Regions from separate parts of the Homo sapiens genome. Here region 2 is linked to region 1. A link is a loop called in an ENCODE intact Hi-C map of the cell type or tissue named here. Cell type or tissue: CD4-positive, alpha-beta T cell. All regions are shown on one strand.

What was found. A loop is a pair of places that touch in the nucleus more often than their neighbours do. Peaks named below come from ENCODE experiments on the same cell type or tissue, not always from the same donor. Only the 100,000 strongest peaks of a DNase experiment are listed, where the experiment ranks them.
Region 2: it touches region 1 in a loop (4-fold over the local background); 3 of 110 quality-filtered maps call a loop at or near these places.

What each region holds. Positions count from the first base shown.
Region 1 is chr16:50,065,426-50,070,425 of GRCh38, forward strand. It overlaps HEATR3 (HEAT repeat containing 3), which reads left to right and starts at 545. Exons shown (of 15, transcript NM_182922.4): 1 at 545-844; 2 at 942-1,114; 3 at 3,355-3,442; 4 at 4,753-4,865. The coding sequence starts at 707. It overlaps HEATR3-AS1 (HEATR3 antisense RNA 1), which reads right to left and starts at 899. Exons shown (of 3, transcript NR_186390.1): 1 at 628-899. RefSeq lists an enhancer at 353-647 and silencers at 498-547, 878-927, 1,008-1,267. In CD4-positive, alpha-beta T cell, CTCF peaks have their summits at 2,280 and 2,481; DNase peaks (open chromatin) are centred at 506, 946 and 2,246; H3K4me3 peaks cover 1,666 bases; H3K27ac peaks cover 364 bases.
Region 2 is chr16:49,855,557-49,860,556 of GRCh38, forward strand. It overlaps ZNF423 (zinc finger protein 423), which reads right to left and starts at 556. Exons shown (of 8, transcript NM_001379286.1): 1 at 179-556. The coding sequence starts at 218. RefSeq lists a silencer at 1-59. In CD4-positive, alpha-beta T cell, CTCF peaks have their summits at 2,290 (motif pointing right) and 2,491 (motif pointing left); DNase peaks (open chromatin) are centred at 65, 2,275 and 2,865; H3K4me3 peaks cover 2,613 bases; H3K27me3 peaks cover 1,637 bases.

The DNA.
Region 1 (5,000 bases):
CAGGCTTGGTGTTAGGCACTTTACAGAACTTTATGAACTTTACAGAACTTACAATAACCTTGCAAGTTAGGTATTCTTAATCACATTTGATTATTTGTAGCCGGTGTTACTAACTTATTGGTTGCTTGATTGATTGATTGAGACAGGGTCTCGCTCTGTCGCCCAGGATGGAGTGCAGTAGCAGGATCACGGCTCACCTCAGCCTCAAACTCCTGGGGTCAAGTGATCCTCCGGCTTCAACGTCCCAAGTAGCTGGGACTACACACACACGCCACTATGCCCAGATAATTTTTAATTTTTTTGGTGGGGAGGACAGGGAGTGGAGTGTTTTCCTATGTTGCCCAAGATGGTCTCGAACTTCTGGCCTCAAGTGATCCTCTCGCCCGGGTCGGCGTTACTATTCTAGTCCAACCTCCTACTTACCCGGTAAACCCACAAGGCTCCGCCCCTTTGCCGAAGCTGGCCCCGCCTATGCCCTCTTCCACGCCTGCGCGCTCCGTGCGCCAGTTCCCCCCACCCCGCCCCGCCCCAACCCCGACCCGGCAGACGACGCGCCGTGCGCCTGCGCACGGCTTGCCCATGTGTGCTGCAGCCGTCAGCCGGCCCAGCTGAGCAGCAGCAACGGACCTTGTTAACGGCGCGGCAGCCTCCACCGCCTGCTGTTGCCCTCCTCTCTCGGTGGTCTGTCCGCCCAGCGCACGTCACCATGGGCAAGAGCCGGACGAAGCGCTTCAAGCGACCTCAGTTCTCCCCTACGGGCGACTGTCAGGCCGAGGCGGCTGCGGCGGCGAATGGGACCGGAGGCGAGGAGGACGACGGGCCGGCGGCGGAGCTGCTGGAAAAGGTGAGGCGAGGGCTCCGTCGGGCCGGGAGGCGAGACGAGGTTGCCCCGCGCGCGTGCGCATTGCGCGCCTTCTGACCCTTTTCGCTCTCATCCGCAGCTCCAGCACCCGAGCGCCGAGGTCCGCGAGTGCGCCTGCGCAGGGCTGGCCCGGCTGGTGCAGCAGCGGCCGGCACTCCCGGGCCTGGCGCGACGAGACGCCGTGCGCCGCCTCGGGCCGCTGCTGCTAGACCCCAGCCTGGCCGTCAGGGAGACTGCAGCCGGCGCGCTGAGGTGAGCCAGGAAGGGTGCGGGGCGGTGCCCACCGCTGGCCTCCCCCGCGTCTGGGCTGCGGGCGGTCGCAGCGGTCACCCAGCGCCTTCTGTGTGCCATCAGGCACTGGCCCGGTCTCCCGTTTGCAGAGATTTGAAGCCAGTCTCCAGGCTCCGGAGAAGCCCAGTATCCCCGCATCTCATCTGTCCACCTGGCTGCTTCACCTGCAGCGTCCACCTGCTCAGGCGTCCTGCCCTCACGCCTTGCGCACGTTTTACACTCTCCAAAAGCCCTCCTTAGGGTCCCTTGCTTGGATGAACTCTTCAGTTCATGTGTCAGGAATCGTTCTAGATGCAGGGGACTTTGAGCAGCCAAGACTTTTGAGCGAGATCTGTTGACAGCCAAGATCCCTGTCTTGGCACAAGTCATGTTGATGGGGAGACAGACAGGAAGCTAGTAAAAAGGTAAAACATAATATTAAATAGTGAGAATTGCTGTGGGAAAACGAGATGATGATGAGTTGGGGGTGGGAAGTTTGAATTGGGTGCTCTTGGGCCGGGCGCGGTGGCACACACCTGTAATCCCATTGCTTTGGGAGGCCAAGGAAGGAGGATCACTGGAGGCCAGGAGTCCAAGGCCAACCTGGGCAACATAGCAAGACCCCGTCTGTAGAAAAATTATAAACAATTAGTCGGGCATGGTGGTGGGTGCCTGTAATCCCAGCTACTCAGGAGGCTGAGGTAGGAGAATCGCTTGAGCCCAGGAGTTCGAGGCTGCAGTGAGCTATGATCACACCACTGCACTCCAGCCTGGGTGATAGAACAAGACCCTGTCTCAAAAAAAAAAAAAGGTGCTCTTTAGATGACTTGTGAAAGGAGATGTGCAGGGTGAGAGAGCCAGGAGGCATGGGAAAATAGGGGGAAGAATATTCCCCACAAAGGGAGCAGCAACAGCAAAGAAGCGAAGCAGCAGGCAGCTTGACGTGGTTAAACAGCAGAGAGGGTAGGTAGGTGGCTGAGAAGAGCAGGGGTGGGTAATTACAGGAAGTGAGGCTGGAGAGAGGGATGAGCTGTACGATGGTGTAGGGCTGAGGACTTAACTCTAAGCAGGGAAGTGACATGCTGCAACACATTTTGTGAAGACCACTCTGCTGGTTGTGCAGAGAATGGACTGCAGAGGGGGCAAGAGTAGAGGTTAGTATTTGTAGTTCTTACAGCTCTGTCTCTGTTTGTTATTTATATTTCATTCACTGATATAGCAAATATGTATAAAGTGCCAACTGTGTGCCAGACACTGAGCTAAGCTGTGGGCATGGGGTAATGAGCAAGGCAATGTCTCTCCTTAAGAAATCTTAAAGTGTATTGAGGGAGACAAGCATTAACCAAACAGTTACATAAGTGTATGATTACAATGAATGGTAATGACAAAGGGTGCTAAAAGAGGGTACAAACAAAGGGTTCAGGGAAGAAGACTGAGTGAGTGGTGCTTGAGGTGAGCTCGGAGGAATGAATGGGCATTCACCAGTTGATGGAGGGGGGATAGACGCTCTTCTTCCTTTAGGGAGGAAACAGCATGTGGAAAGCCCTTCCCTTCCTCCCACAGCATACAGAGGCTGGGGGATCCTGGCACATTGTGAGGGCATCTTCTGACTATCTCCATATCCTTAGGGACTAGCACAGTGCTGTGTACTCGGAAGTCATGTCTTTCCAATTAAAATTTACCCAGGGCTGCTTTAGGGGGTGTCATTCTCAGTAGCCCCACCTTGCTGCCCTTGCAGTTCGCTTTTTATTTTATTTTATTTTTTTAGAAACGGGGTCTCCCGCTGTTCCTAGGCTGGTCTTGAATTCCTGAGCTCAATTGATCCTCCCACCTAGGCCTCTCAAAGTGCTGGGATTACAGGTGTGAGCCACAGCACCTAGCCCTGCCCTTGTAGTCTTGATTCCAAGAAAAGGTCCCTTCATACATGATGTGATTTATTCACATGAGAAAAGTCTCCCCTCTCCCCTTCTTGTAGCCATGCACCTGTATACTGTTTCAGACCTCAGAACTAAGTTATATGACAGCGTCGTCTGTTTATATCTTGTAGAACATGGATCAGAACAGATGGAAATCTCTGGATTGGTTCTGCAGCGTATGACAGAAACAATAAGCTATTTCCTCTGGGAAACCTTAAATATGGCTAAAAATAGAAATGTGAGAGGGTAGAAGTGTTCTGTGACATGTGATGTGAAAGTAAAACATGTTTTAAACTTCTTGTGTAGAAATCTCAGTGCTTGTGGAGGTTTTGAAGTTTGTGATGACATGGTGACTAAGGATATCATGACCCCTCTGGTTGCGCTGCTAAAAGAGGTATGCAGTTTTTACAGTATCTTGATGGTAGCTTTTGGGATGCAAACTTAGACTTTTTTTAGTACTTTGGTGTTGGTGACTTTGTCTTCTATCTAAACATCTTATGGAAATTTCATTCCTTTTCCTGGAAACACCAATCTGCTCTCATTATTGATACTAATCTCTATTATTTTGTAGCTTTATTTTTATGATAGTTGGAAAAGACTTTCCTAAAATTGTACAGACTCACTCCTTTAGATGTTAAACTTCTTACAATAAAAATAATTAGTATTTAGTCATTGCTTATTTATGTGCCAGGTATTATTTTCATGTTTTGGATATTATATAATTTAATCCTCACAGTATTCTATGAGGCAGGTATTATTCCCATTTTACAGATGACAAAGCCGAGGCACAGACATTAGGAACTTGTGAAGATTACAGTAAGTTCTCATGTTTGATCTCATTCCAGTCTTATTGCATGACATAGTCAAGAGGTTAAGGAGCTCTGTCTCTGGAGTGCCTCTGGTCCTCTATTCTGTACTGATGGGTAATTTTCACTTAAGGCTACATAAAGGATATCCAGTTTTGATGAGAGGCATCAGTCATTTTAGAGCAGTGATTCTCAACTGGGTATGATCTTGCTTCACAGGGCATAACTGGCAATGTCTGGAGACATTGGTTGTTACAGAGCTTGTGGGGTTTGCCACTGGCATCCAGTGGGTAGAGGCCAGGGATGCTGCTAAACATCCCCAAATGCACACGACAGCCCTTCCTTCCCCAACAAAGAATTTTCTGGTGGAGAATTTCAGTAGTACCTGGATTGAGAAGCCCTGCTTTAGAGGGTCTCCTGGGCTGTACTAGAGGGGCTTAAGAGCACCAGCTTTGGAGTCAAATGCTAGGGCCTGAATCCCAGCTTCACCACATGCTAATCTAACACCTTCAGCAGCCTCCCTGTACCTCACTTTCCCATTTGCAGCTGGAGATTGGGGATAATAATAGTTCACCTACCTCATAGGTTTATTGTGAGGATTAAATGACTTGATACATGTAAAATGCTTAGAATAGTACTTTAGAAGGCGCTATGTAATAAACAGAAGGTGCTAGGTAGAAGCTCTTATTTCATCTTTTGTTGCCTTCCTACTGTCTTTTATTACATTTATTAGGTAAAATACTTTGTATTGATTTTGTACTACTGTTTGTAAGGATTCGACTGGCTTGTTAACCACGGTAATTTCTGATGTCTAGCCTTTGTGTTTCATCACCATCATTACCCTATTTGTTTAATTCTTCTTAGGAACCAGGGTGCTAATCATGATATTTGGTTACAGTGTAGTGCTGGACTGGATTCAAATGAGATGTCTCTGCAGGAGAAAAAAGATCAGAACAGAAATTCTATTGAGAACATAGCCAATGAGACTGTGAACGTGCTGTGGAATATATGGTAAGATGCCTACCAAACACAGTCTCCTGCTATAGCAGTACCCAGGCTGCTATTCTCTGTTATACTGTGTAGGAATCTCTGTTCCCCTTGGTAGGCCTGTTAATCTGGGATGTTAAGACATGGTAGGGGCCGGAC
Region 2 (5,000 bases), 210 kb before region 1:
TTCCTCCTCCCCCTCCTCCGCCTCCGCCTCCGCCTCCGCCTCCTCTGCCGCCTCCTCCTCCTCCTCTCGGCTCGCTCGCGCGGGTCCCCGGCAGCCAGCCCGCTCGCCGGTCCCTCCTCCCTCGCTCCCTCCCTCCTCGCTCGCTCGCTCGCGCCTCCGCCGGGCCTCGCTCGCTCACCTTTCACCGAGCGCGGCTTCGCCTGCTTCCGCCTGGACATGTCCGGGGCTCCGGGCGCTCCGTCGCCCTCCGCAGCCGGCTCCCCCCGCCGCCCCCCGCCGCTCCGGGCAGCCCTTCTCCCCCTTCTCCTCCGCCTGTCTCTTGGAAACTTTTTTTTTTGCAGCCCGGTTGGCGGCTGTGGGGAGCGGACCGCAGGTCCGGGGCGGCCTCCCTTGGGGGGGCAGCCCGGGCCGGCCGAGGCCGCTCGAAGGCGGGGGGAGGCCCGGGGGGCGCGCCGGGGCCCTGCCTGTTGCAATGCGGCAGTCCGGGGCTCCCGATCCAAGCGGCGGTCCCAGCGGCGCGGGGAGTCCGGAGGCCACTCGGCCGAGCCGAGTTATGCAAAAAAAAAAAAAAAAAAAAAAAAAAAAAAGCCGCCCCCCTCCTCCTCCCAACCCCCCGCCGGCCCCCGGCCCCTGCGGCCCCCTCCTTCCCTCCCCCACCCTACCGCCACCCTCACCCTCCTCCTCCTTCTCCTCCTCCTCCGCCCCTTGCCGGATTTTTGTGCAAAGTTTGCAGGCGTCCGGCCACGCAGCCCGGTGCGGAGCTCACAATGAACCCATCTGAGGAGGGGGAACGGGGCTGGAGTCGAGGGTATCTCAAGGGGGGAGGAGACCGGGAGGCGGTCGGGAGCGCGGAAGCTCAGTACCCCCCAGGAAAAAAAAAAAAAAGAAGCCTTCGAATTATCCCCTGCCGCACAAAAAAAAATAATAAATATTAATGGCTCAAAAATGCCCAAGCGCCTGGTTTGGAGATTATGATGGATGGGGGGCGGGGGTCCCTCAACTCAGCCTACTTGGAGGGGAGGCTCGAAACGGCCGCAGTGGCTCGGAAGCCGCGGCTCGGGGCCCCTGGCTCACGCCCCCTTCTCTGGCTCTCGGATCGGCCCGGCGCCGGCCCCCCGGAGGAGGAAGGGGCGCGCGGGGGCGCTCAGGCGGCGGCCGGCAGGCGCGCCCGTGCCCCGGGCATCGCTCAGCCCGTGCGCCGGGCCGCCGCTGCCTGCCCTCGGGCTGCGGTGCTCAGCGCGAGGCGCGCAGCCGATCCCCAGGCCGGTGCCAAGTCGCCGGCCCCGCTAGCTGCCTCCATGGGCCAGGGGCTCGGAGAGGGGGGAGGCGGCGGCCGCGGTGGCGGAAGAGGAGGACGAGCAGGCGGCGGCGGCGGCGGCCGGGCTCCCGTCCTCCTGGGCAGCGGCGGCGGCGGCTGCGCCCCGGCTCCTCCGCGCTCCAGCCGGCGCCGGCCCGCCCGCCAGCCTCCCTCGCGCTCCTGTCTTCTTTGTGGTCGCTGGCTCTCCTCCTCCCGATCCGGCTGCTGGGGCTGCACTGCAGAGACACATAATAAAGCCAGGCTTGGCTGGAAATGTAGCCGGGTCCCAGCAGGAGGATGTGAGGAGCGGAGTCCCGGCGGGGGAGCGCTCTGATCCCGTGGGGCGCCCCGCACTGCTCCGGCTCGGATCAGACGGAGAGAGGGCCAACAGCACCGAGCGATGGACAGCGCTGGAAATACAGCTCCGGCCGCCCGCAAAACCCGGACCGTGGTGGCGGCGGCGGCGGCGGCGGCAGGCACGGCGCGGGCGCGGGCACCGCACCAGCACGCGGGGCCGGGGCTCGGGCGCTGGCTGCACCGGGGGCAGGAGGAGGGAACACACTTAGGGCCCACGCGGCTGTCAAGCTCGCCAAGACGCATGAGCCTCACAAACTGTAAAAAGTGAAAGAATGGGGGAGCAAACGGAGTTGGGCTGCCCTAGTATTGCCACCTCGCGATGTATGCCTCACGCACATGAACTATCCAGGGACCTGGCTCTGCCAGGTTGGCTTTTGCCCACCGGTCGGTGTTCAAAGACCACCCCTGCCCCACATCCAACAAATTCTTCCACCACTGGGCTAACCCCGTGCGCCCCCTACACCCTTATTTGTAGAATTCTCGCGCCTGGTGTGCACTTCCTCTGTCCGACTGTAAAAGGAACACCTTACCCCTGAGACCTTGCAGGAGCACCCCCTCCCCGCGCAGTTGTCAGAAGAAATAAACCAGCTGCTACTTTCTGCGAGGTTTTACCCAGCCGCCAGGGGGCGCCGCGCGTCCCCCGCAGCTCCTGAACCGGCTGAGACTCTGGTCTCCGGGCAGGCCCGGGAAGGGTTCTGACTTGGGAAAAGTCTTCCCCAGACGGCTCCCCTAAACCGTTCCTCGGAGCCTCTCCCTCCCCAACTAGCTGCAGGCGGCCAGGTCTCGGGTGGGGAGCGGCCCCGACCTCGCCCCCCTCCCGGGTGAGTGGCGCCACCTTGGGCCGGCGCGCCCCGGAGCCAGGAGAACGGAGCGGGTGCACGGCGCGGCGCTGGGGGTTATCAATCTCTCGGATCGATAAGTTGCCACTTGGAGAGGGGAGGGCTACGTCCCCTCGGAGACGAGTTACCCAGGGCAACCTTTCACGGAAAAACCCGCTGCCCGCCGAGAACAGCGCCGGGGCCGGCCGGGCCGCGGCGCCCGCCCCACGCAGGGTGCCCGCGCCCCGCCGCTCCCCAGCCTGCCGGCCAGCCGGGCCCGGCCCCGCTCAGCTCTCTCCGCGGTCCCGCCGGGCCCTGCTCGCCAACCCCGTGCTGGGCTGATTGCCGAGGTAGATGCCACCCACGCACCCCCGCGGCTGGGGAGCGCGAGCTGGAGGATGCGGAGAGGCCTGAGGCAGGGGGGCCAGGCGCGCGCGCCCTAGGCAGTCTCAGAGGTAGAGTCGGGTGACGGGCTAAACGCGACGCCTAGCTGGACACCCTGACAGCGGCAGCGGGCGAGCGAGGCTCCCCAGAGGGGCGGAGGCCAGGACCGAGACGTCCCCTAACTAGACCTAAGCCTTGAGGGCCGCCCCTCCCCAGGTTAGCGCTACCATCCCCAGGCCACAGTCCTCCCCAGCTTGTGCGTCCAAGAGTGTCCAACATCTCGGCCTTCCCGGAGGGAATAGGAGCCCCCCCCCCCACGCCCCCGCGGCCCAGGGATGGACGGAGTTGGGCTGAACCGGGGGTGCCAAGGGCCGAGGCGAGGGCAGGGGCCGCGAGGCGCCTGGGAAGGAGCCAGGAAGGAGGGGCAGAATCAGCCGCTCCCCCACCCCCGCCGGCGCCTGGGATCGAGGCCCGCGGAGAGTGGCTGACAGGCGGCAGATGGCACACGCTGGGGGAGGGGGACGATTGGCCTCGGCTCTGGGGTGCCCCCGCCGCGGGCTGCCTCTGCTAGAGGTAGGGGGCGGGGAACGGCCCCCAGCTCGCCCGCCCAGGCTTTCTGGGGGGCTGGAGATTGCGGATCCTGCCCAGCCGGGAGTCTGGAGAGTGAGGGGGCGGACAAAAGGAGCGCGGTGGGGAATGCGTGTGCGGGACGAAAGAGGGGCCGTCGGGGGAGAGGGGTGGTTGGAGTCCCACGGGGCTGCCCTTTTCCACCCCTAGGGGCCTGCTGAAGACTGAGGACGGAGGTGGGGGCAACAGGATGGGGAGCCCGCAATAGCCCATCCTGACCTAATCCGAAAGGACGAGATCCTGGAGCCGCTCACAAAGTTTTCCGGGCCCCCTCCCACGCGTCGCCTGCACGTATGTCCGTTTCCCGACGCTCCGCCCTCCCCCGCCAAGTTCGGCGTCTCCCAGCTCAGCGGCAGTCAGGGTGCAGAGGGAGCCCGACCTTGTCCCCGCCTCGGCCCGTCCCGCTTCTTCTGAAGCTTGTTTCATTTTTAACTCCTTCCAGAAAAATGTTGTTTTAAGGAAAATCTCAAAGGAACAAAAAGCCAATAGTGCCTTCCTTATTTGCAATCCCCACCCACCTCTGAGCTCGGACTGCAAGGGCCTCAAGGGACACCAGGTGACACCTGGGCCTTGCTTCTCACGGGTGACCTTGGACCAGAAAGGGTCATTTTCAGGTGTGTTTTATACCCCCCACCTGCCTACTTCTGGCAGGGAATAGGGGGTCCAGTCCCCTCCCCTATGAGAAGGGGCCCCTCTGGGCTCTCCTTCTTCGCCGGAAAGTGAACAGCTGCTCCTGCCCTGCTTGGAGGAGTGGCTGTGGAAACCCACTGTAAGCTGTAAGGAGCAGGAGCCACCATCATAAATGCAAGAGAAATTCCAAGTTGAGGTTTTTGAGAACAAGTAAGACTTTGCCCACAAAAAGGTGCATCTTCCTTCAAAGTCATAACTTGGCTGGAAGAGGGGAAACCTCTTGCCCAAGGCGGTGCCTTCCCCAACCATGCTCCTTAAGAATGTTTTTCCTACATGTGCAGCAACTGAGGCTTCTTCCTTGAATTTTCAAGAGGCAGGCGTCATTTTGAGCAGTCTGGTGAATGCACGAGGGTCTGGTGGGCTACAAAAACAAGATAGGACAATAAAGAAAACAAGGCAGTGTTCACTTTGTGGCCTCAGACCTATGATCCCTGCAGAGCTCCCAGAGTTGCTCAAGGGATGCTTTCCAGTAAGTGACCAAATGCCCACCTTGGCCAGGTGCCGTGGCTCACACCTGTAATCCCAGCGCTTTGGGAAGATGAAACGGATGGATCACCTGCTAGGGAGGCCCTGGCTTATGCCTGTCATCCCAGCACTTTGGGAGGCTGAGATGGGTGGATCATCTGAGGTCATGAGTTCGAGACCAGCCCCAGCAACATGTTGAAACCCTGTCTCTACTAAAAATACAAAAATTATCTGGGCATGGTGGCACGTGCCTTGGTGGCATATACCTGTAGTCCCAGCTACTCGAGAGACTGAGGCATGACAATCACTTGAACCTGGGAGGCCGAGGTTGCAGTGAGCTGAGATCATGCCACTGCACTCCA